Linked DNA regions of Mus musculus: all the other regions are linked to region 2. Evidence: chromatin loops called from intact Hi-C (ENCODE). Cell type or tissue: left cerebral cortex. All regions are shown on one strand. Region 1 overlaps Mllt10 (myeloid/lymphoid or mixed-lineage leukemia; translocated to, 10). Region 2 holds the start of Mir7655 (microRNA 7655). Region 3 has its middle 170 kb from the start of Mir6419.

The links. Peaks named below come from ENCODE experiments on the same cell type or tissue, not always from the same donor. Only the 100,000 strongest peaks of a DNase experiment are listed, where the experiment ranks them.
Region 1: it touches region 2 in a loop (2.8-fold over the local background); 6 of 42 quality-filtered maps call a loop at or near these places.
Region 3: it touches region 2 in a loop (2.9-fold over the local background); 2 of 42 quality-filtered maps call a loop at or near these places.

Annotation. Positions count from the first base shown.
Region 1 is chr2:18,202,087-18,210,086 of GRCm38, forward strand. Mllt10 (myeloid/lymphoid or mixed-lineage leukemia; translocated to, 10) reads left to right here. Exons shown (of 23, transcript NM_001252560.1): 17 at 1,515-1,669; 18 at 3,915-4,103; 19 at 4,465-4,553; 20 at 4,694-5,058; 21 at 5,697-5,793; 22 at 6,664-6,861. It also overlaps a transcript of Dnajc1 not described here. Among named protein-coding and RNA genes, the nearest start is that of Gm39761, 9.5 kb to the left of the region's middle. In left cerebral cortex, CTCF peaks have their summits at 1,026 (motif pointing right), 3,238 (motif pointing left) and 4,792; DNase peaks (open chromatin) are centred at 3,230, 4,905, 6,079, 6,670 and 1 more place; H3K27ac peaks cover 3,555 bases.
Region 2 is chr2:18,052,535-18,060,534 of GRCm38, forward strand. It overlaps Mir7655 (microRNA 7655), which reads left to right and starts at 5,312; the gene lies at 5,312-5,369. It also overlaps a transcript of Mllt10 not described here. In left cerebral cortex, CTCF peaks have their summits at 4,499 and 4,698; DNase peaks (open chromatin) are centred at 1,836, 3,218, 4,082, 4,441 and 1 more place; H3K4me3 peaks cover 2,829 bases; H3K27ac peaks cover 3,200 bases.
Region 3 is chr2:17,726,987-17,734,986 of GRCm38, forward strand. It overlaps a transcript of Nebl not described here. Among named protein-coding and RNA genes, the nearest start is that of Mir6419, 170 kb to the left of the region's middle. In left cerebral cortex, CTCF peaks have their summits at 3,491 and 4,759 (motif pointing left); DNase peaks (open chromatin) are centred at 3,050, 3,500, 3,865, 4,119 and 1 more place; H3K4me3 peaks cover 2,434 bases; H3K27ac peaks cover 2,070 bases.

The sequences.
Region 1 (8,000 bases), 150 kb after region 2:
TATCCAAAATGGATTCAGAAGCCCTTGGTGCAATTTTGCTTAGTAAAACTTTTTATTTTAAGCAGACCATAATACAATGCTACTAAATTATTTTTAGTGTGCATTGAAGCATTACATTACTCTTTAAAAATCAGCCCAAAGTGGAATGGCCCAACTAACCCTGACATCATGTATTTGGAATGTGGTGGCTAGCTTACGATGCTTGCATGTAGAATGCCTTACTGCTTGAAGTCTTTAAGAAATGGATACATAACAAGCTTTTTGCCAGGACCAGACCTCTAGTTCATTGCTAGAAGACTGTTGTTTTCCAACTTGAGCTCTATGTACAAGACTTGGTCTTTCTTAATTGACTAAGCAAACTTTGAGAATTTCCTGGTCCTTGTGTGGCACCTCCTCCTCCTCCTCCTCCTCCTCCTCATTTGTAAGTGGAGGTCATTGTATAAAATAGTTAGGGTACTAATGCATTTCACTGTTGCATTGAGGGAGAAAGGAGACCAGAGACCAGAGACATTGGAAAAGTAAAACTGAACATAAGAATAGAACACGTTCATTTTCATCTGTTTTAGAAGGGTTAAGATTTGTTTGAAGAACTAATCTATGACATTTAAACATGCTTGTATCACCTACATTCTATACAGATAAATCACATTGAAATGATAGAAGTAAAATGTATTTTCATTTTTCGTTAAAAATCATTAATGTTTTTGTTTTTCGAGACAGGGTTTCTCTGTGTATCCTTGCCTGTCCTGGAACTCACTTTGTAGACCAGGCTGGCCTCGAACTCATCAATCCGCCTGCCTCTGCCTTCCGAGTGCTGGGATTAAAGGCATGCGCCACCACGCCCAGCCTAATTTTTCTTTTTATTGGACTTTAAGATTCAAATGTCCTCCACAGTGTTACATTTGTAGTGTTAGTCTGATAACATGTACATTAAGACAGTTAGAGAATTTTATTTTAATGTGTATATGTACTTTCCCTGCATGTACATCATGTATGTGCATCATCTGAAGACGTAGTGCCTGAGGAAGCCAGAAGAGGGCATTACATCCCCAGGAATTAGCGCTACAGACAGAGTTGTGAGCTGTCATGTGGGTTTTGGGCACTAGACCTGGGCCTTGTGCAAGAGCAGCGAGTACTCTCAACCCCTGGGTCAGCTTTTCAGCCCCTCTCTCCTTTCCAGGCTCTGTCTATTTTATAGCTCTTCTAATGTCTGGTTTCTCTATGTCTTATAAAGAAAGCCATTCTGTTTGTTCACAGCCTACTTCAAAGAACACTGGTCATTTATTTTCTAGTGTTTTTTAATTATTTACTATGTTCAACTATTTTACTTTATAATTTAATGAGGAAGAATGACAATGACTCAATTATGATCTTATTGAGACCTCTGCCATAGGCCATTTGGTGCTAGAAAATGTATACTGCAGAATGGTCTCTCAGCACAGCGTAGGAGATTGTTGTGCAGGTTCTTAGACACATTCCTTTCCTTTTAATTTGAGATTAAATGTTTTTGACAGATCCCCTGTGAGCAACTTACAGCTTCGCTATGATCAACCGAGCAATAGCAGTTTGGAAACTGTGCCTCCAGTAGCAGCAAGTATTGAACAGCTCTTGGAGAGGCAGTGGAGTGAAGGACAGCAGTTTTTACTAGAGCAGGGGACTCCTGGTGACAGTAAGTATTCATTTTCTTGTGTCTAAAATATGGATACTTGGAAGTGGGCAGTGGTGGCGCACGCCTTTAGTCCCAGCACTCAGGAGGCAGAGGCCGGTGGATCTCTGAGTTCAAGATCAGACTGATCTACAAATCAAGTTCCAGGACAGCTGGTTCTGCACAGAGAAACTGGGCCCCCCAAAATACAAACAAATACATAAATACAGAAAAACTGTTTACCCAAATAATGACATTATGTCAGGCACTATATGTAATTTGAGAAGGTATGTCACATGGTTTGTCAGAGCTAACTTTATATTTTTAACTCCAAATTAGTCTTTATTCATCTTTAAGAATATCTCCGGCAAGTTTTTGTTTAAGTTCTTTAGTGTCTTGTGAACTTGATAGAAAGGCTGTCCCTTTTTCCTAGGGTTGAAGATAAATGACATGAAAATTGAAAAAGCTTGCCTTCTGTGCTTTGTGTTATCTGTCACTGGTTGAAATAAACAGCTGCTGCTGTCCCTCTGTCCTACTAGACTTTGCTCTTGACACCTTGTGAGAACATACAGTCTCTCCTCTCAGCTCAGGATTTAAACAAAGATTCCTGTACCCAGAGATCATCATCATCATCTTCTTTTCCTTCTTCTTCCTCCTCCTCTTTTTTTTTTAAATGTATCTAGACAGCTATAGTTAGGTTTCAGATTTTAGAATTTGAAGGAATAGTAATTAGGCAGACAAGTGATACCTGTTTCTAATTCTGCCACTTAACAGGTAGAAGCAGGTGGCACACATCTTTAATCCCAGCACTTGGGAGGCAGAGGCAGGCTGATCTTTGTGAGTTTGAGGCCAGCCTGGTCTACATAGAGAATCCCAGAAGAGCCAGGGCTACTTATTTAGACCCTGTTCTTGCAAAAGGAATAGTAATTAGTAAATTTTATATTTAATCAGAATGTTAATCATACTTATGAAGTTATACGTTATATCTTGTATGTACATATTTAGTATTAATACCAATGGTGCGGGATGTGGAAAGCAAAAACAAAAACACAGTTGGAGCAGCTGAGGGGGAAGAGTAGGTGGGTTTATCATTTTGGTTTGTAACTTTCAGTGCTTTATTTTTATTTTATTTTAAAAACTAGACTTAAAAAAAATTACTAGTGAGTGAAGTGCCTTGAATTAATGTTTTATGGACAGTGCCCCTACTGAAAACTGTTGAAATGTGAGGAAATGGATGTGAGCATAACCTTTTAAACAGGATAGGTAGAGGACAGGCTAGCTGTCTTATTGTCTCATCTGGGCACCATAAGGGGGATAAAATTTAAGTCTGGTAATGCTAGAGGGTCTTTGGACGGCCCTGAGATCATGTTAAGCAAATACATCTTTTTAATACCTGGAATTTTTCAAATGTCCATCACCATGGCCTAACAGCAATGTTCTTGATTGGCAGTTGAAAGTCCAAGCCTTGGAAGAATTAACACAGTATCTTAGGTGATCAGGCAGGGCCATAAGCTTGTTAACAGATGAGGAGGCCTCTCTTCCTCAAGCAAGAAATAGCAGGGGTGCAGATACAGCGCTCCCTGCTGGGGAGCCTTGGAAGAGACAGGCTGAACAGCTTTCTGCCAGTTGTGTGGCAGCAGGCTTGGTGGTAATGGTGGCTGTGGCTGTGGCTGCGGCGGTGGCTGCTGCTGCTGTTTTGGGTCCTGAAGAGTCTGCCCAGGCCCTTGTGCATGCCAAATGCATGCTTGCTTTTCCATAGACAGCATCTCCCAGCTCCTGCATATTTAAACAGTAACTAAGAAAACGTGTCCTTATTGGAGGTAAAACATATTGGTGTTAATTTTCCTATTGTAACTTTTAGTTTTGTCATTATTTTTTCTTATATAAAATCATGACAAGTACTTTGAAATTTTAACTAAGTTTTATTTTGAGGAAAATAAAATGCCATCATTTTTCTTTGAGGATAGAAACTACTTGAACATGACTGAGGTAGGTTATTGTTTGACACACACACACACCCCCACATACGTGCACTGGCGAGCACTTGCTCGGATCAAAGCTTCCATGTGGTACAGCTGGATATAGTGTTCCTTAACATGATGCTTGTATCAACATTCAGATCTAGGAATAAACCCTAGTCATGTTAGTATTAGCCTACAAAATTCCTACATAGTTAAGTCTGAGGCAATTGATGCTATGACCATAAAATAGTCATGGGAATGGAGATGTCTTTGCTTTAAAAAAAAAAAGTCACAGAAATATTTTCCAGTTCTAGGAATGTTAAAGTCATTACATCAACTTCAAGTTGAAAATCGAAGATTAGAAGAACAGATCAAAAATTTGACTGCCAAGAAAGAACGTCTTCAGTTGTTGAATGCACAGCTTTCAGTGCCTTTCCCAGCCATAACGACAAACCCCAGTCCGTCCCATCAGATGCACACATACACAGCACAGACTGGTGAGTACCACAGCACTGTTTCTAAGGGAAGTGGGATGGACTCTAATGGTTACCAGTTACATGATGAAGATGGTAAGTTAGTTGTGAGGGACAGAGACAGACAGCCCTAGTAATTCCCTTGAATTTGTTTTCACTTCAGAGGATAGTTTAGTGGTAAAATTTATTTAAATGTAAGATTTCATTTTTGAAATAAAGCTACAACATTCAACACAAAGACACCTTCTCCCTCTTCCCCCACCCCCCAGTTAAATAAGTGTTAGGGATAACAGGATTGTGGGCTTCAGCATCTACTTTTAATTAGCCTTTAATACACATACTATAATTAATAGGGCCTGTGTTTGTTCTCTTCCCCTGTTTCTAGCTCCTCCTCCTGATTCCCTGAACAGCAGTAAGAGCCCACATATAGGAAACAGCTTTTTACCTGACAATTCTCTTCCTGTATTAAATCAGGTAAACTTTTTTGAGAGTGGTTAAATGTTCATTTGTGTGTTTTACTTGCAAACATTGCACCTTACATTGAATGATTTAAAATAATGCTAAACAGTCTTGCTGTGCTCTTTGCAACTTCAGTTTCATTCTTATTACACTAGGACTTGACCTCCAGTGGACAAAGCACCAGCAGTTCTTCTGCTCTTTCTACTCCCCCTCCTGCTGGCCAGAGTCCTGCTCAGCAGAGCTCTGGAGTCAGTGGGGTTCAGCAGGTGAATGGCGTGACAGTGGGGGCACTAGCTAGTGGGATGCAGACCGTCACATCCACCATCCCAGCTGTGTCCGCAGTGGGTGGAATAATTGGAGCTCTGCCAGGTAACCAACTGGCAATTAACGGCATTGTGGGAGCTTTAAATGGTGTGATTCAGACTCCAGTCACAATCTCCCAGAACCCTGCCCCTCTCACCCACACCAGTGTACCACCTAATGCAGCGCATCCAATGCCGGCCGCCGCACTGACCAACAGGTAAGAGGCTTGCTTCAGTACGTTGTTGTGGTTGCCGTTGTTATTATTATTTGGTTTTCTTCATGCAACATGTTATTAGTGTTGTCTTTGTTTTGGGTTAGGATTTTTTAATGTATTTTGTAGATGTTCTCTAAAAAAATTAAGTGCTAGCTACTCATGGATTGCTTGTTTTTTAAATTGATGTAATTCAATTAAAAATAGATTTCAGTATCATATTAAATATATTTTGTTGAAAATGTCGGTCCTGATCTGGGATATCAAACTTAAAATGTTACTTTTCCTTATTACATACATGTATACTAAATTTTGAAAAGGCATTTTTGTGGCGGTCACATGATACTGGCTCCTCACATTTGAACAGCACAATTTTGATATTTCTCTATCAGAGATTTTGATGCAGTAAGGAACAGATGAATACTGTTATTACAAACACATACGTTTGTATCTTTTTAAACTAAATTCCTGACTAAGTTTCTGTTACTTGATGGTCGAGTTTACGTATATAAGGAGAAAGAATAATTTGTACATAATGAAGCCCTGTAGTTCAAATGAATTTGTTAACACCCCAATGAAGAAGCTGCCTTTGACATCCCCCTGAGGAGGTTACAGTAGAAAGTAAGGCTGTGATGGTTTTTCAGTGCCTCGGGACTAGGGCTGCTGTCGGACCAGCAGAGACAGATGTTTATCCAGCAGCAGCAGTTCCAGCAGCTGTTAAACTCCCAGCAGCTCACACCCGTAAGTCCTTTGTTTGACAAGGTTTTACTTTTGTCAGTGTCTGGTGTTGTGGCTATCCCGGGCTCCTCCTTTGTGAATGTGGGTCTTAGAAGTTGCTGTTTCTTAGCCATCTCGGAACCATGTGCTGTCTACAATGGCCTAGATTCTCCTGCATCATTCATTAGTCAAGACAGTGCGTATAGGCCAATCTGATTGAAGTATTTTCTCAATTGAGGGTCCCTCTTCAGATAACCTGCTTGTGTGTTAACAAAGCCAAGCAGCACAGCATCCAACTGCTGCTGTTTCTGTTGTGTGTTCTTCACGGACAGCCTCATTTGAAGACACTTCTGTATTTGCCTCTACTGTGTTTTAAAAATGGGCAACTCAGCTGGATGACAGCAGCAGCACACACCTTTCATCCCAGCACTTTGGTTGCAGAAGGCAGATGGATCTTTGAATTCCAGGACAGCCAAGGCTACACAGAGAAACCCTGTCCTGAAAAACAAAAATCAACCAAATCAATTAAAAATGGTCAATTCCCAAGTGGTGCTGGGTTACTACCTATGCAGTTGCTTTCCTGGATGCTGGTCTTTATCCTGTTTGTTTTTAAACAGACTTCACCATAGTCTTGGCTAGCATGACACTATGGAGACCAAACTGTTGAGAGAGAGAGAGAGAGAGAGAGAGAGAGAGAGAGAGAGAGAGAGAGAGATCGATCTGCATCTGCTTGCCAGTCAATCAAATGCTGGGATTCAAGGCCTGTGCCACCACACTCAGCTCTTGTTCTCTTAGCAGTGACTGTGCTTTAAATAACACTGTAGGAGAGAGATGGAGAAGGCAGGCTTTGCTGACTCTGGCTGAAGCTCATCTTTCATCCCACTTTTTCTGAAGGAACAGCATCAGGCCTTCCTATACCAGCTGATGCAGCAGCAGCACCACCCGCCTGAGCTCCAGCAGCTGCAGCTCCCGGGACCCACGCAGATCCCCATCAACAATCTCCTTGCAGGTGCTCAGGCGCCTCCACTCCACACAGCTACCACCAACCCCTTCCTCACCATCCACGGGGACAGCACGAGCCAGAAGGTCACAGTAAGTATGTTTTGTGCTGCATCTTGGAAGCAGGGTGAGCCAAGTTGGATGGTCTTGTCTTTTTCCATGTTATTCCCCCGACCTTTTCTTCTTAGGGCCAGTTGTTTTAGCAGCTGGATATTGCAAACTGAGTGTCTAAGCTAACTTAATTTACGCCTCTCTTAAGTATATCATATAAGGTTATAAGGCCGTTTGTAATACAGCATTTTCTAAAATGTTAGCAAGATATATGAAATTAGCCCATTCAAACAGATTGGTTTTTTTTTTTCTGCTTTTAAAATGGAGTCACATTTTTGATATGGTAAAATACACAAAATTAGGGCAGAATTCCTAACATTATTCCAGATTCCTTGAGAAAATCAGTTGCTGTGCTGCAGAGATGTCCACACCAACAGCATCCAAAGCCCCGCTGCTCTCAGCACCTGTCACTCCAGCTCCAGGATGCCCGGCTCACTTTGTTTTTCTGTAGGCACCTGCACACATACACACAATAGAAATGTTCCCAAAACTTAATTACAGTCACAATTTTAATAAAATGTAAAATTTAAATTTTTTGACCTTATAATTTGTAAGTCATAGTATCTCATCCTTGAGGGGCAAAGGTCAACACGTGAGCAACCTGCACAGGGGCTCCTGTTTTAGGAAGTCCTGCAGTGCAGACAAGGAGACCTGGTGCCAGGAGGGGAAAGAATCCAAGGGCCAGAGGGACGCCTGCAAATCTGAGTACTGGTATTACCATATTCATTGCTTTGAGATTTTTCTCTCGTTTTAACCTTCAGAAACATTAGTTTTCATTTAGTAATGAACACTGGTTCCGAATGTGGGCTAACTGCCGAGTGCTTTCTGTTTGTCCTCTCCTGTGTGCCTGCTTCCTAAGTGTGGGAGCTGTTACCGTGCATCTTGCCCGCTTTCCCTACGAAGGAGTCTATGCTTATATAGACATTTGACACACTTTATTGTGCTTTCTGCTCATGGATATTTTCCACATTAAAAATAGATTAATTTTTAGTGGAAGATCCACAATAAAGAATGAGAGTAACCAGCTTCTTGGGGGGGGGGGGGCAACAGCACATAAGCTCAGCTGCTCGGTGGCTAAAGCTGGAGGGTCATGAGTTTGTGGACAGATATATATATATGCC
Region 2 (8,000 bases):
AAATCCACCTTCCGATGCTCTATTTTGATTTATTTTCACTGTATTTTATGTTTAAATACCATAGCAATTCAGTCTGACCTCTTTCCTCTGGAGCGAAGTAATGCACAAGGCATTCACAGTCTTTTAAAGGGTTAGCTGGGAAATGCAACAGCAAGTTTACTAATGGGGAAAGTTCTTTTGAAAATCTAAAGGAAAACCTAAGAGTACTTTTGCATTTCTACACTACAACTGTTATATAATTAAAGTATTGAAGGGCATTAAAATAATCCTTTTTCATCCAGGCTCTCCCCCATACATACATAATTTAAATGAGGATCACACACACCACGACCACCACCGGCTAACTCTTCACCATATACATTTGTTTTAGTGATTGCTGGGTACATTTTGTTCAAAGTGAATTCAGACAGAAAAGAGGGAGGAATATCACAAAGGGCCCAACAATGTAGGCACAGTGGTTAGAAGAATAAGAGACATCTCTTAAACTGTTAACTAAAGTCTAATAATAATGATAATAATAATATAAGTTTAAAATAATAGTCTCATATGGCTGAATAGGTTGAAGAGTTAGGACAAAACAGACTAAACAGCTCTTTAGCTAAACTTTTCTGACATACTGTCTTCTCTCCTTTTTTGGAGGTGAAAATGGTAAGAGGAGAAGAATAATTAGCTAAAATGAGGAATAAACTATAACTTAGCATATTTTCTTTAAACTCCTTTTTCTTCTTTTTTAAAAAATCTCATTCAAATATATCAGGGCAAGTCTTCCAATAGGTCCATCCTTCTGTTCTTAGACGTTTAAAAAAAATCCTGTCTTTAACAGAACTTTGGGACACAGAGTATATGCCATGTTGTCTATTGACCCATAATCAGAATGCAGTGACCTTCTACCCTTTTTTTGCCCCCTGACCCATCTAGAATTCAATGCAGCCTTTATAAATTTGCAAATCCTTGGAGGTAAAGGGGTTTTGTGAGGCTTTGTTCTGAAGAAGCCCTAAGAGTGTGCTTTCTAAATGAGACAAAGGTAAAGCTGGGGACCTTAGTGGATGAGATTTTATGCAGGTGAGCACTAGGCAACTCTTCAGATATGAATACTGAATATTGCAAGCTAAACATTTGTAAGCACAGGAGAGAAGGTTACAGATTGCATTAAATTGGAGTGTGGTACAAATCACTTCCATGATGTAAGAAATGGCCAGGCCACAGTCTTCCTGCTTTTCTCATCTCAAGGGCTGTGGGGACCCTAGTGACCAAGGAAAGAATGGGGGGGGTACACAAGAGGAGGGAAGAAAGGTGGGGGAGGAGTAAGACTTGATTTGAATCTGCAGCCACATTCCCTTATCTTTCCTGCTATCAGCCAGTTTAAAGGACACCATAATTATGGTAGTGATAAAACAATGCCTGCTTATGTGTGCTGAATAAATAAAGAATGCTTCAGCTTAAGAATCTTTTAATTCCAATTAAATGCTATCAGAGAAAAGCCACTTTTCCTACTGCAACTGCCTTTCCCCCCAATTATCTTATTTTGTTGCAATATTTTCCTATGAGACACATGGACCTTTCACAAGTGATCCTGAACACAGGGGACAAACTCACAGAATGCAGAGTTCATCTTCTCCTATCAAATAATACACAGATCACAGGAACCAACATTTAGTGGGATTACCCAAGTTTTTTGTTTATTTTACACGGAGGCCAAATTTGGAGAAACAAGTGATTATACTGAGTGTTGAGGCCTAGCTAGGGTCTGCTGAAGATACAGTAAAATCCTGAGCACCCAGAGTAAGAGGGAGATGACACAGAAGCAGTGGGATGGTCCCTGGAAAGGGACTCCTCTGGTTCCGTTCCCTTGGCTTCAGCCCAAATCCTCCTCCTTGGAACCCTGGAGCCAATCACTGTCTTCCACTTTCAGCTACTGGGAACACCCAAAAAAAGAGGGAGACTAAAAAAAAAAAAAAATCACAAGTTTGATTTTTATGGATGTGTATCATTTCATATTCATGACATCAGCAAATCACATCATGATCAGATTTAAACGTGGTCAGGAACGCTCATCCCCATCAGCATGATCACGAAACACCAGTAAGAAAATTTGGCTTTTAATTTTGTGATTATAGAGTAAAAATAAAGTCTGCTAACTTAGGAAACCTTAGTTTTCAAATCCAGACAACAATTCCATACTAGTAATTTCCACATAAATGCTTTGGCTAAAGTTGTTCTACAACATTTCGATTCAAACTTCTGTCTCCTTTTCTCTGTGGTTGTGTTTTGTTTGTTTTTAAAAACACGTGGCAAAGGACATATTATGGAAAATGCACTCATTCCGTCAAATGCCTATACAAATCTGCCCTTTACTTGGACTAAGTAATGATTTGCTGAGCAGAAGCCGAACAACAATATAATATACTTTCCTTGAAGAAAGATTTTGTTTTTATTTCAAAGCAAACTATTTGGTGAGGTGGTACAAAAATCAAATGTTAAAACAACAACAACAACAACAAAAAAAAAAAAAACCAAAAAAACCCCCTTCAGGGTATTTCTAAGTTTTCTGGAGAGTTGCAGGCCCCTTCCCTTTTGAAAGTTTAGAGATCCAATACCCTCAATTCTACTGGCAGAATTAGGTGGACTTAGAAGGTCCTAAACGTGACCGATTCACTAAGGCGGGGGCTACAGCATGCAGCAACGTGCTCCGCAACCTAATCCTACGCTAAAAGAGGGCAGAGAGCGAAAAAAGAATGGAATATAAGCTCTCCCGACGTTCCTAGTTACTTTCAAGGTGGATTGTGTATTTTAAGGCTGATGGGAGCGTCTGGTTTTTGGAGGAAAAAGAAGAGAAGGTAAGTGTTTGTCCTTGTATCCACCAGTTCCTAGAGAAACAATGAAAGAACAAAGGGAACCACTTCCCCCATCTGAACATTTTGTTTCTCTCTGGATTTCAAGGGAAAAGCTTGCAATGGGATTCACTTTACTGTTTCTTAACTGGTAGATTGCTGGGGTTGTTGAACTAAGAATGAGAGCAAAGTTGAGATGCAATGTAAATAGGCTAAATAATAAAGGCTGTGGTGACGAATCTGCAGTGCGCCTGGCTCGGCAACTTGCAGAAGTTGGAAAAAGCATGAAGACCCAGCCCAGGAAATAACCTTTGCATACAAGGTCTCGAACTCATTTTTAAACCAACCTTTCTTGTTGTTTAAAGAAGTCTCTGCGCACAGACCGTGTAGTAGGTACTGTTCCATGGGAAGAGAGTGGTGTTCGATTTAGGTCTAAAGTTGATCTCTATCGCTATCCTAAAATGAGTATTTTAAAAGAGGATTTGATTATTATGCTACTGCTTGCTAATAGAAGAAATGGCAGCGGTGGCCGAGGAAGGAGAGGGATGGTATTTAAATATATTTGCTTTGGGGGTACTCTGTTTATTGGCAAGTCTGCTTTTGTGGATTTGTGTGACTAAGTGACTGAGCGCTCTCTTCATTCTATATAAATGGATCCGCGTTGGGGGGGGGGGCAGCAAAGACGTCGAGCACGTGAAACTTTTTTTTAACCATCCCCCAAGAGGCGACCAAGCCCCCCACCCCACCTCGAAATGCGTATATTACCTGCCCTGTTACAGTGACACATGTTTATGTTTATAGTCCTGGTTTGTAGTAGTGTCAAGAGCCGCGGCGAGGGGGAGGGGGACGAGAGGGAGGAGTAAATGCAACCACCCCCACTTGTTGTTAAAGCAAATTTACTGCGTTCTTGCCAGCCCCATGCGGGGGGCTGGGATGAGTTGAGGGGAAGGGGAGAGTTGGGCTGCCTGTTGGCGGCGGAGGGGGTGGGGTAGGCTGAGCAGAGTCGCAACTCAGCTCGTCTCCAGCAGCCCAGTCAATAGGGGAGCACGCTGGCGCGGTGGAAAACAAAAAGGTTCCTCCCGCTCGCTGCGTTCCCGTGGTGGTGGTGGTGGTGGGGGGCCTGCGCGCCGGACTCCAGGGCCCTGACCTCTGACCTCGGCTCCTCTCGGCTCTCCCGGTGCGGCGCGGCCACTTTTTACCCAGGATGCCCCGCGCGGGCCGCGCTCTTGTGGAGCCGGAGCCCTTCCTGCTCCTCCAAGCCCGGCTCGCGGCCCCTCCCCCTGCGCCGCCAGCCCCTCCCCCTGCGCCGAGCCCCGCGGGAGGATTCTCCGCCGGGGAACCCCCGCCCCGCCCCGCCCCGCCCCGCCCCCACGCGGGCCCGGGCTGCGGAGACTGCGGCCGGCCAGGCCGGCCGGGCGGGGTGCTGGGCGCTGCGGGGCCGCGGGGGCGGGGAGGGCCCGGGGCGGCGGGAGGCCGGGCCCGCGGCCCAGCCTAGGCCTGGACCTGTTGACTGCCATTGGCCCGCTCGTCCCGCGCCCTCTCCTTGGCCGCGCCGCCCCAACCCTTCCGCAGAATCCGGGGGAGGAAACGGGGTGGCTCCTCTCCCCGCCTCCCTTCAACTTTTTTTTCCCTCTGGGGGTGGGGGGACGAGGGTGAGGCCGACCTGCAAACTCCTCGGCAGCCCCAGCCTTCCTCGGAAAGTATCGTCACGCGCGGGCCCGCCGCCCCCTTCAGCCCTCGCTATTTAAGTCCTTCGCCTCTGGCGGCCCGACTCGCGGCCGCCGGCCCGAGGGCCTGCGCCGCCGCCCGGCCGCCCGCTCGCCTCCCCTTCCAGTCGGGCTGCTTTGTGCCCTGGAAGCTCCCCGTCCTGCTACTTTCTCCCCAGCCCCAGGAGGCTTAAGATAAAAACCCTGCTTTCTGCGTCGGCCTGGGCACATCTTCTCCACCGAAGGCATTCGTTGGAGAGTTTAAAACAACTGAATTGAGAGGAGGAAATAGGAGTTGGTTGTTCGCTGGTTAGGACGAGCGACGCGCTTCGGATTTTATTTCTAACACGGCACAGTGTAGTTATAGTTAAACAAAGGTGGTGCTGTATTTCCTTCTAGATTTGGATTTCTGGGGGAAGTCTTTTTTTCCCCCCGGAAGGAGACAGCAACTCAGCCTAACGCTGGCAAAGAGACGTGAAGACCACTTCTGGAGACCAAGGGAGAGATAGGAAAAAATACGTTTATAACATAGGAGGGAGGCAACTGTTAAAGCTGGGATCACCAAATGAAGCGCCACATGTAGCAGGCGGGAAAGGGCCGGGCCAAGGAGGTGGCGGCGGTCGGGAGGCCGGAGCTGGGCGGCAAGCGAGAAATCCCTGGGGCCGAGGCTCCTGGGTGCTCCCATTGTTCCGCGCCGTAGCCGAAGCGTGTGGCGTGTTTTTGCCTGGGGAGGTGTGTGTGTGTGTGGATCTGCGACTCCTCCACTTCCGCCTGCGGCCCACGGAGCTCCTAAAGACTCGCCCTGCCGGGTTTATGACGCTCCGTGGGCCTGCAAGGAGGGGGTTCCCTGCCGCTGACCTCGTAGAAAGGCGTCTTCACAACGTACTGCTGAATGGAGCCTGCTGCTCACGTTAGAAGGGAAAGCCACATTGATACGTTTTAAAAATCACCACTAGATAAACGACAAATGTTCCTCCCCCGCTCCGTACCGGAATTAGAGCAGATTATATATTTAAAACATCTATAATGTATAGATTCGCAAATGAATGTTAGGGTTCGAAGGAGTTCGGAAAATCACGTTTTTCTGTCCGTATTTGTTACTACTCAGCTCTTTGTTGTGTACAAGAAGTCTGATTTTAAAAGGAAGGGTCCTAACAAAAAGGGGCCTGGTAAGGTGACACGCATTTCCAGAATAACAGGGAATTTCAAAAGGGAAAAACATCCATTATTACTGTAAACCACGGTTTGGAAGTAAAATAAATTTGCAACCCATCCTAAGAAACTGTTTTTCTTTGTGAAGCATGTGAGAAAAGTATTTTTGGCAAACGTCAGTTTTTTAAAAATAAAGATTTCCAACAAGTGATTCTGGTCATGTAGACAAGACCAAAGACATCGTGCATGAGGCTCGTGAAGCAATAATTCCAGCCTGTGGCCCAAAGCACACTAGGAAAAAGTAATTTGGATTTAGGATTTATAATAGACTTTGCGGGAAATTCCTCTAAAACACTAATTATGAATCTGTGTATTATGCAGCACTGTTTCCCAAGGTGGATTTTAAAAAAACAATTAGAATTGATCTCTGATGGAATATTATATTTACACGTCATCATGAAGACATCATTTGGCAAGAGTTTTGAATTAGAAAAAGAAGTTAACAGCTGATGGGTAAACAGCATGTTGAAAAGACCCCGTAAGAGTCAGTTAAGGGTAGTGGACGGTGTGATTTTGCTTTTGAAAAGTAGTTTGCGTCTGAACACTTTGATTTTACAGGTCTTCTCTCTAAAGCTGCAGTTCCTCATGGAAAACACTCATTTTAAGGCTCGGGGAGAAATTTTATGTCAGAGAAGTCATTTAAAGTATAATTATGAGAAGTATAACTATTTAAAGTATAACTATGGAAGAGGAGAAGATTGAGGTAGAAGATGAAGTAGTTTCAGTCTGTTGAGTGTTTCACACTTCACCCCTCTTCAGTTTACATTTTTTATTGATAAGCCTTTGACTATTTAGAATAGCTTTGCAGGTTTATCTGTTTGGGAGTTGATAGCAGAAGATGAATCTTCTTTATGTCTGTCTTTTACACGCTTAGGTGTTTTTGTCTCCTTTAAAGGGAAAAAATTAACTCAGAATATACGTGTGAGAAAACCAGCAAATGGTCAGGAAAGAAGAGTGGGGTGGGGACAGAGAGGGACAAGCAGCATTCCTGGCCAGTCTTTGTAAAACCTTTCTTTAATATTATGTCATATTTCCCTTCTCTGCTTAGGCCAAAGATGACTGCTTTTTTAATTGTGCTAAAGTGCCACCACATAAAAATTCCCTACATTCTGGCTCTCAATTGCACAGTAAAGTAAGACTGACAAAAAGATCTGAGGCTTGTGGGTTTAATTCACCAGGAATGTTAGGCTTCCTAAGAGTCCACTATGGGGTCATGTTGGTCCTTGGCACTACTACTGTACAATGCCAAATATACACATTATTGATTTTAAAAATCTTAGGTGGCTAGACAAACAGTTTATTAATTGAAGGAATAAAAATGAATTTGTCAAACTCATTCTTTCTGGGACACAATGCACTTAATTATATTCTTGGGCTTGTTTCTGGATTTGGGAAGGAGTGGCCCCTTTCATAGAGGAAAACATTTAAATCTTAAAAAGTGACCTTCTTTGGTCCAAATACTATTTAGCAATTAAGCTTAATTTGTTCTTTTCTTCTCTTTCTTTTCTTTTCTCTTTTTTTTCAGTTGCAGATATGTCTCATTTCTTTAAGGACTCTTCCATTTCCAAAACTGATTTTCCTCTTATCATGTTGAAAATCGTCACTTACATAATCTTATTGTGTCCTAAAAACTGACAGCAGAATGTCACTTTAATCACTTTAATTATAACAGAGATGCAAATGTTCAATGTCAGTAAAAAATGGAAAATGGACTCTACATTATATTGATGACTCCCTTTAAAGCCAGTTTTAAGTGTTGTTGCATCACAGGAAAAAACACAGCTCTGCATGTCTAAGGGTTATGTAACATCCACAAGCTCTAAAGGCATCCTAGACAGAAATTCTCCCTATTGGAAATTATTTGGCGCTTTATCTCCCAAAATGTAAAAATGTAAGGGTATTACATTTTTTGTTAATATTTATTTTATAGTAAAAGAAACAGCTCTGAAGCCAAACTCAAAGTTAAGTAATGCAAACTCTTAGAGAAGAAGCTTTGGTTTTGGTCTTTGAAAATATTTTAGATTTAGATAACTAGATTTAAATTTGAGAATCATCTCTCTTTCCAAAAGTTACATGCATCTAAAAATAATATTAATTATAATTGATTCTAAGAGGCTTTTGCAAATACAGTTGTAGACTTTTACATGAAAAGGTGGATATTCAAATGTACATAGTTCTAAGTCATTTGGTAAAAACAGACTCTAACAGGCTAAGAAAGAGAAAAAGTGCATCTTTTCCTTCATATTCTGAA
Region 3 (8,000 bases), 330 kb before region 2:
TGTGTGTGTGTGTGTGTGTGTTCATGTGTGTGTGTTCATGTGTGTGTTCATGTGTGTGTTCATGTGCGTGTGGGTACGTGAGCACGCATGTGAAGGCCAGAGGCCAACCACAGGTATCATTCCTCAACAGTTGTCTATGTGGTTTGTTTGGGGGGGGGGGGGTCCTCTTATTAGCCTGGAGTTCATCAAGTACGCTAAACAAGCGAGCCAGCTAGCCCTGGGACCCACATGACTCCTCTTCCCCCGTGCTAAAATTACAAGGGCAGACCACCATGCCTTTCTTCCCCCATAGTTTCTGGGGAGAGAACTCAGGTCCTCAAAACTGTGGACAAGTCACACACCACGTAAACCACCTAACTCCCACTTTCCTTTCTTCTTTTTTCTTTTTCCTTTTCTTTTCCTTCCTTTCTCATTCAATATCTCCATCTCTGTTGCAATTGTAGTTTTCTCTCCTCCTTTTTTCCTCTTTTGCTTTCCCTCTAAGGCCATCTGGGGAACCCAGAAGACCTTGTTATGCACTGAGTGAAGCTCCAGGTGCCAGAGCTGTTCAGGATCCTTCCTGATACTGAATGGCCCATAAAGCTGGGGCCGTTAGACCACAAGCTACTTTCCTTTACCTAAAGAATAATTATCTTGTTTATGAGTTGTCAGTCCCTTCTCTTCTTGCTGCACCTGCCTTTGATCTAGAACCAATTGTTTATCCTTTTTAAGGAAGCAGAAGACCAAAGAAAGTCTCATTTTTGCTTTGTTTTTTTTTTTTTTAATTAAGGTATATATGGTCTGGGAACGTTGAGAACAGATTTGAGGAATATCTGTGTGCTATAGTTATCCACAGAAACCCTGAATTCTCTTCAGTCCTCAGAATTCTAAGTTCCAGGAAAGCTGCTGTATACCTGGGAACACTAGACTAGACCCAAAAGAAACTCAAGAGAAAAAAAAGCTGTAATTCTCTACCATGCTGTATGTGTGTAGCTGCAGGAATCTGAGAGAAACTTATGAGCATGCACAAAGAGACTAGAGGAGGTACTACTTTTCAGTCCCCATCTTCTTCCCTTGACACACAGTCTCTCATGGAACCTGCCTAGGTTAATGGCCAGCATGTTCCATTGGTCCCCCAGTCTCTACTCCCCACAATGCTGAGGTTACAGGCACTGATGCTTATGACACAAGCGCTCTTTTCCACCAAGCCACCTTCCCAGCCCCCAGATATTTTTAAAGTTCTGCACCAGAGGTCTGAGCACATTGTCTATCAAGCACCTGCTGACTATGATATACTCTCTGTACAGGATGAACACAGACAGGCCCTCAGTCTCCCAGAGGCCTGTGCAGCTGCTTCTGACATGCTGGGGAGGAGGAAGCTGGCCCAATATGCCAGCTAAAAGGTTAGTGTCTGTCTAGAGGTCTCTGGGTCACCTCTAGGCCTGGTCATGACCACAGGGGAACTGGGAAGAGAAAGATCAACAATCAGGACTAAATGACCATTGTGTGACCCAAGGAACGCTCAGGGGAATGAAGAAACACAGACCCCAAGGTAATAACAGAGGCCTTGAAAGTTCAGCCCAGTGTGGAGCCACTCACAGCCTCTGGAAGTGATCTAAGTCCTACCCTGAAGCTTAGCTCCCCCAAGCTTTGGTTTCACATCTGTTATGGTAGGGGGTAATAAAACTGACCCTCATTATTTGCAGGAATTGGTAAAGATTAAGTAATTCCACATACATAAAGTACTCTTAACATGACCTGACTCATGGTAAATGCTATTTGTCAAAGCTAGCTATTATTGCCTAGAACGTGCCCTCCAGGAAGCCCATCAAAGAGGCACGGGTGCTTCATTTCCCTGGAAGTACGCTGTCTACTACAGAAGACCTGTGACTACAGATCCAATACTAACCGGGTAGAATCATGATTCTTATCACACCCTGTATAAACCCCAGGATGCCCGGGATGATGGTCTCGGTGAAGACCAAGCAAATGAGGCTCCTAGCAACAAGGTTCAGATATAAAATTGCAAGATAGCAACATCCTATGATTTCAGCGGAAATTGGCATGTGATTAAAATGGAAATCTATCTGACATGCATGTCAGAGCCCACACATTTTCAGTGGGTAAATTCTGCAGCTTCTAATAATTGTCCCTAAGTCTGCAATGCTGTGAGCCTCAAAAGCTAACCTGGTGGAGAAGTCACACGAATTACCCTACACATTGGCAAGACAGAAATACAGTGATCTTCAACGTAGTAAATGACCATGGAGTCTGTGGCATAAACAGGTAATTGGCCACCTGCATGCCTGGGTGGCACAGTGAGTCAGTTCTTTAGAAGAGGCATGTCTATGAACTTAAGCACTCATGCTGGGCCACGCCTGGTACCATACTGGCAGGACTTACGCATTGCAATAGGGCTTCTTTTCATAGCCTTTGTAGTTGTTCATGTTGAGAGCCATCTTGCAGACCTCGCAGTGGAAACATCCTTTATGCCAATACTGAGAAGGAAAGAAAAACAAAAACAAATACTTAATATTTCATTGCAATACCAGTTCTGGACAGACCGGGCAGAGAAGACAGTCCATTTGATAATACTACCAGGAATGACTGTAGGTAGTAGCACTAGTTTATCTATTTTTGATTCAGTAAAGAAATCAGATGGCTATTAAAGTTGAGTTTTAAATTAATCCCGCCACTATAGACTCACAATGGAAGAAATGTCAAGGATCTATGAATATCACAGCCAAAAAGGAACCTTGAGCTCAGTTAATGGAAAAATGGAGCTGGTGGTGTGGCTTTAAATAAAGAGTTCTCTTTCCAAATGTTGTTTGTAGGATTTACACACACGTGTGTCCACCGGAAGTCAGACAACTCCAGTAGCAGGGGTGAACTATTTAAGTACCCTAGTCCTCATCCCCACAGCTTCCTCTAAATTGCTGAATGTCGTCCCTGTCTGGGATGAAGGCTTACTCTACAGTGGCATTTGTAAAACCAAACGCAAATTTCACTGAGACCGCCTACGGCTGGTTTCAATTGTCAGTCACCCGGGATCACTGTGGCTCTGTCTCCCAGGCTGTTCAACTCTATCCACACCCAGGAAGGGCAAAGATGCAGCGACCCAGCTAAAGCCACTTCCTCTGGAATTTACCCTGGTGGAACAGGGTACCCTGAGCCCGCCGGTGGGTCAGCTAGCTACACCGGACTGGGTCTCTCCTAGAGGTTTTATTCTTAGCACTGCGGCAGCGGCCACCCTTCAACATATTAATTGCTATGCTCCTTTTCCTGAAGCCTCTGTTTCCAGAACTTCTGGGGACTGGGTGAAGGTGTCAAGCAAGGTCCGTGCAGTGGGGAGGGAGGGACAGACTGGACGGGGGAGGGGGCGCGGCTTGTCAAACTGCACCCCACACACACACACACACACACCCCGTTCCCAGCCTGGCTTCTGGGTGACTCAGCCGGCTGCTGCTGGGTGCTCAGCCTAGCTCCTGTGTTCTCAGCCTGGTCCCTGGGTGGCTCAGCCTAGCTATTAGGTTCCCATCCTGGCTCCTCGGTGCCTGGGCTGCCATGCGTCCTTCAAGGAAGCTGTGTGGATGTCGCGCACCCTACACCCAGGAAAAAAACATTTCCCAGTTCCAAAACCCTTATCATCTAATCGTGGAGATCTCAGACACAACGGCTGGGATCTTCCTTCGAGCATCCTCTCCCTGTGACAAGACCCACGAAACATACCAACCCACTCATCTTTCCAACCCAGGTGCCAAAACTTCTTGGAACAGGTGCAGCGGGAGCCCGACAGGTCCGGGCTGGCCAGGCGCCCCCTTGCTCACCTTATCTAGACAGTTGACTTTCTCTGTGGGATACACCACTTTTCCGCAGCGGGCGCACTGGGGATTCATTGTCGCGGTTCCCGCGGGCGGTGGCTGTTGCTGCAGCGGGAACTAGGGGCTCCGAGGAGCCGCTGTGACATCCCCCGAAGAGCCCCGCGCCACCTCGGGGCAGGGAGAAGGGCTTCAGGCGCTGTCAAACTGGCCTGGAGAGGTGCAAGGGGGCAGGCCGCGCTCGGCGACGCTGGCACTAGGCTCCGGCTTGGGCTGTGCGCCGCTGGCTCTGCGTCGCTAGCGCTCCAGGTACCGGTGACTCACAAGCACTCGCGCCCGCCCCTTGCGCTCGCTCACTCGCTCCCCCGCCGCCGCCGCCGCCGCCGCCGTCGCCGCGCAGGCCAAACCCACCAGCGCGCGCCTACCCAAAGGGCAGAAAACCAGCCTGTCTGGCACCAAGGGACAGAGGACGGCGCGGGGGGGAGGGAAGACTAGGGACCCGGAGAACTCCACACGCAGCCACCCATGAGGCCTGGGGAGCCGACACCCACGGCCACAGCAGTCCGGGGCTCCCAGGTGGGCGTCAGCGACAAAGGGAGCCAGGCGGAGGAGGTCAGAACTGGGGTGACGGGAGCTCGGGAAAAGCTCAAACCCGCACACTTCCAGGCCCCTTCCTCTCTCCCCTCCTCTCACTCCAGGGTGATGTCCCTGACACCCAGAGGTCGGCCAAGGATGTGCCTAAGCTCCTCCTACGTCTCAAGGGTCCAGCTCTGCATGGTAGCGCACAGCACACTGGTCAAGATTGCGAAGAGCCTTTCTGTGCCTTGAACAAAAGACGCTTGACCTGGAACTGGGAGGTTCACAGAAACCGATAGACTCAAGTCCCCCATACACCCCTTTGGGCCACCTAGCTTCCACCACTACCCGGCAGAGAAAATGAGTAGCGTGCCTGCCTGAATTCCTGGATAAGGAAGCTTTCTTGGTGCCCCCTAGTCGCCGCACTTTTTATACCCATCGCTGGAGAGCTACTGGTCATTGCAGGCCAGAATCAAATCTCTCTTGGTTAATACAGTCGGTGTTCGCTTTAAGTGGGTGTATTCAGAATATTCTTTTGCAATTAAGTACCACAAAGATCTGCGAAAAGTTCTCTTGCACCAGGAGAAGCAATTACAAACCCATCATCCAAACCAGAAGAGCCAGAAAATCAAGCAAAGGGTAGGATGGACTGGGACAAACCAGCAAGGTTCTCCGTTTTAATAATAACATCGGGGTTATTGGTTTCGTTTATGAAAGGCAAACAAATGGAACCATGTTAACTGTATTTTGTGCCTGACCCTGCCACCCTGCCACTTACTGGTTTTGTGACCTTCTGCCAATGCTTAGCCTCTCTTTTACTCAATCTTTTCATCTTCAGAATGGGGCTGACAACGGAGTTACGAAACAGCTCTGACCCTTCTGGAGGGAGGGTTAAGTGAGTCTGCGGTAAGTAAGCGCTTCAACCTCCCTGGCCTCTCTGTAAGCTAATCAAATCGGCTAGGATTATCATAAATTGGTTGTAACAAACACATTCCTTTTCTAGCAAGAGGATTAAGTCATGCCACTTAGCAACTTCTGTGACAAACATTTCTGTCAGTTCAAGAAAAACCATAGCTGCAGTTCTTCCGGAGACAACTGTTCGTTGCCAGGCCTCTCAGGCAGGCTGTGCCATGAAGGCACAGAATAATGCTGGGCTGTTTGGCTTTTCAAAGAGGTAACTTCTTCAAACATAGTCACCAAATCCAGTGGCTCTGAACCACTCACCTCTATGTCCACAACTCCACCTTCAAAGCAAATAAAAGGATAATTTGCTATCTGAGAGAAGCATGAATCCTTAAAATCACATCAAAGGTGACTATTGGCAAAAAGCGGTATGTGTGAAATCTCCTGAGGGAGGCAATCTTTACCACTTCCTTTTAATCATTTACAATTTTTGGAAGTGTAGTCATAAAATGTAGTCTAAATACTTTACTCTTACTTAACTGCTAAGCACAGAATTCATGTGTAAAGTGATAGTTGGTTTCCCTATAAATTGTATATTTTCTTACAAATCAGCCACCCATCACAGTGATTGACACACAGCAAGTAGTAATTAACTGTTGACTGAACGCATGCATGAAACAAGCGCACACCTTAAAACTGAAATTAACTGTGGAGTGTTACTCTTCGAAGGGGAAACAATGACTCCTGGCACTGTTTCCTGGCCAATTCTGTTCCTCCGATTCTTTGTTTTCTGTATCAAGCCAGTTTCTAAGTTTCTTGATACCATATTAAGAGAACTCTAATACCATCTGTCTCTAAAAGGACATATTTATTTCCAAAATCAAGGTCTTGGTGCTTTGGCTGGAACCTGTCCTCTGGCCCAGCCTTGTTCCTTCAAGCAGATAAAATGATTTAATTATTCCACCAAAAAGACCTCTGTCCTCATGTCTTTTTTACTTGACCAGTCAAGAAATTCTGCCTTGTGGGACTATATCCCAGTACAAACACATTTAGTTCTTTCAGCTGGCATGGCCACAGAGGTAAAATAATAATAATAATAATAATAATAATAATAATACAGTAGTAATAATAGCAATAATAATGTACCATTATTAGTCATCTTTATATTTAAAAAAAGGTTCTGTACTTAGAAGTCAGATTATTTCTTTAGATAAAATTCTCAGATCTGCTCATTTTTCCCTTAGAGTCTATTTATAGAAAATGTGTTATAGAAAATGATTATTTAAACTATATAAATTGAACATAAAATTCAAAAAATTTAAAAAGTAATTAATATTACCAAAGCTTTGACAAGCAGTGGCTTAGACATAACTGTGGTGGATTGTCCTACTCCCAAGAACAGAACACCTAATGTGAGGAGCCCAAAAACGATAACCCTAATTCCTGTTTTATATATTATTCTCTTTTTACTGGCATGTCAGTGTCCTGCACCAACATGCCATGACATAGCAGCAAACTTCAGCTAATGAAAAAAAAAAATCTCTTGCTGAATGACAAGACTCACCAAAATAAGTCCCAAGTTCCTACACCCCAAGGCATCTATGAATACTGTGCCTCAGTGGTGAAGTGAGTCCCCCCGGAAACCTTTGCCCCTTTGGAAGGAGAAGACAGAAAGTTAGGATGAATGTCAACCTCTTGTTCCTGCCCTTCTGGGTTAGAGACCCTAAAAATAAAGAACAAGACAAGGCCATTTGAGTCAGGCAAAATAATATCTCCTCACAAAACTGAAGGTTCCCTTCTGAAACCTCCTCCCATGAATACATCACTTTACATGATACAATTATACTTTTCACATAGAATCCACCACCACCAAGGCCCTGTATCCTAAAAGCTTTGTCCCCAGCCTATGTCACTATTGAGAAGTAGAACCTGGAAGAGGTAGAGTCTAATGAGAAGTGGGTCCTTTGGGTAGATGATCTGCATTTCTTCCCACTGGGGTGTGCTGCTCATACACATTATTCCAAAGTAATTAACCCATGCACCTATGGACTGAAATTTGAAAATCAATAAGCCAAAATAGAACTGTCCTGTTTTTAAAATGAGTATCTCAAGTATTTTGTAACCAGAAAGATGAATAACACAGAGAATGAAAAAGAATATACTGACGTAATGAAGGATGGTAACATGGAAGGACCGGAAGGACCAACTAGAATATCCAGGTAGACTCGGTGTCATTCCTCAAAAAAGGAAGACAGGAATCTCACAATCAGAGAAGACATGACAATAGAAGCTGAAGACTAAGGAGATTTGAAGATGCTCCGATGCTTGCCTTGAAAACCATGGAGACTAGAGGGAACTGAGGAATGGAGACATCCTCTAGGAGACACTGGAAAAGTCAAGGAAACACATTTTCTCCTAGAGCCTTCCAAAGGAATACAACCCTGCCGCCATCTTGATTTCAGATTTTCTGGTATTCAGAACTGTGGGATGACATGTCTGTGTTATTTTTCATCATTAGGTTTTGTTTGGTTGGTTTTGGTTTGGTTTGGTTCAGTTTGGTTTGGTTTGGTTTAAGTGGAGCTGGAATTGAACCTATGGCTTTGTGCATGTGAGACAAACACCTTACCTCTGAACTATAGCAGGATGTTTTGATTAATTGTGTTATAACAGCAATAACAGAAAACTAAAACATCTAACTGTGTGAACTTTGACCTTCCTTTTGGC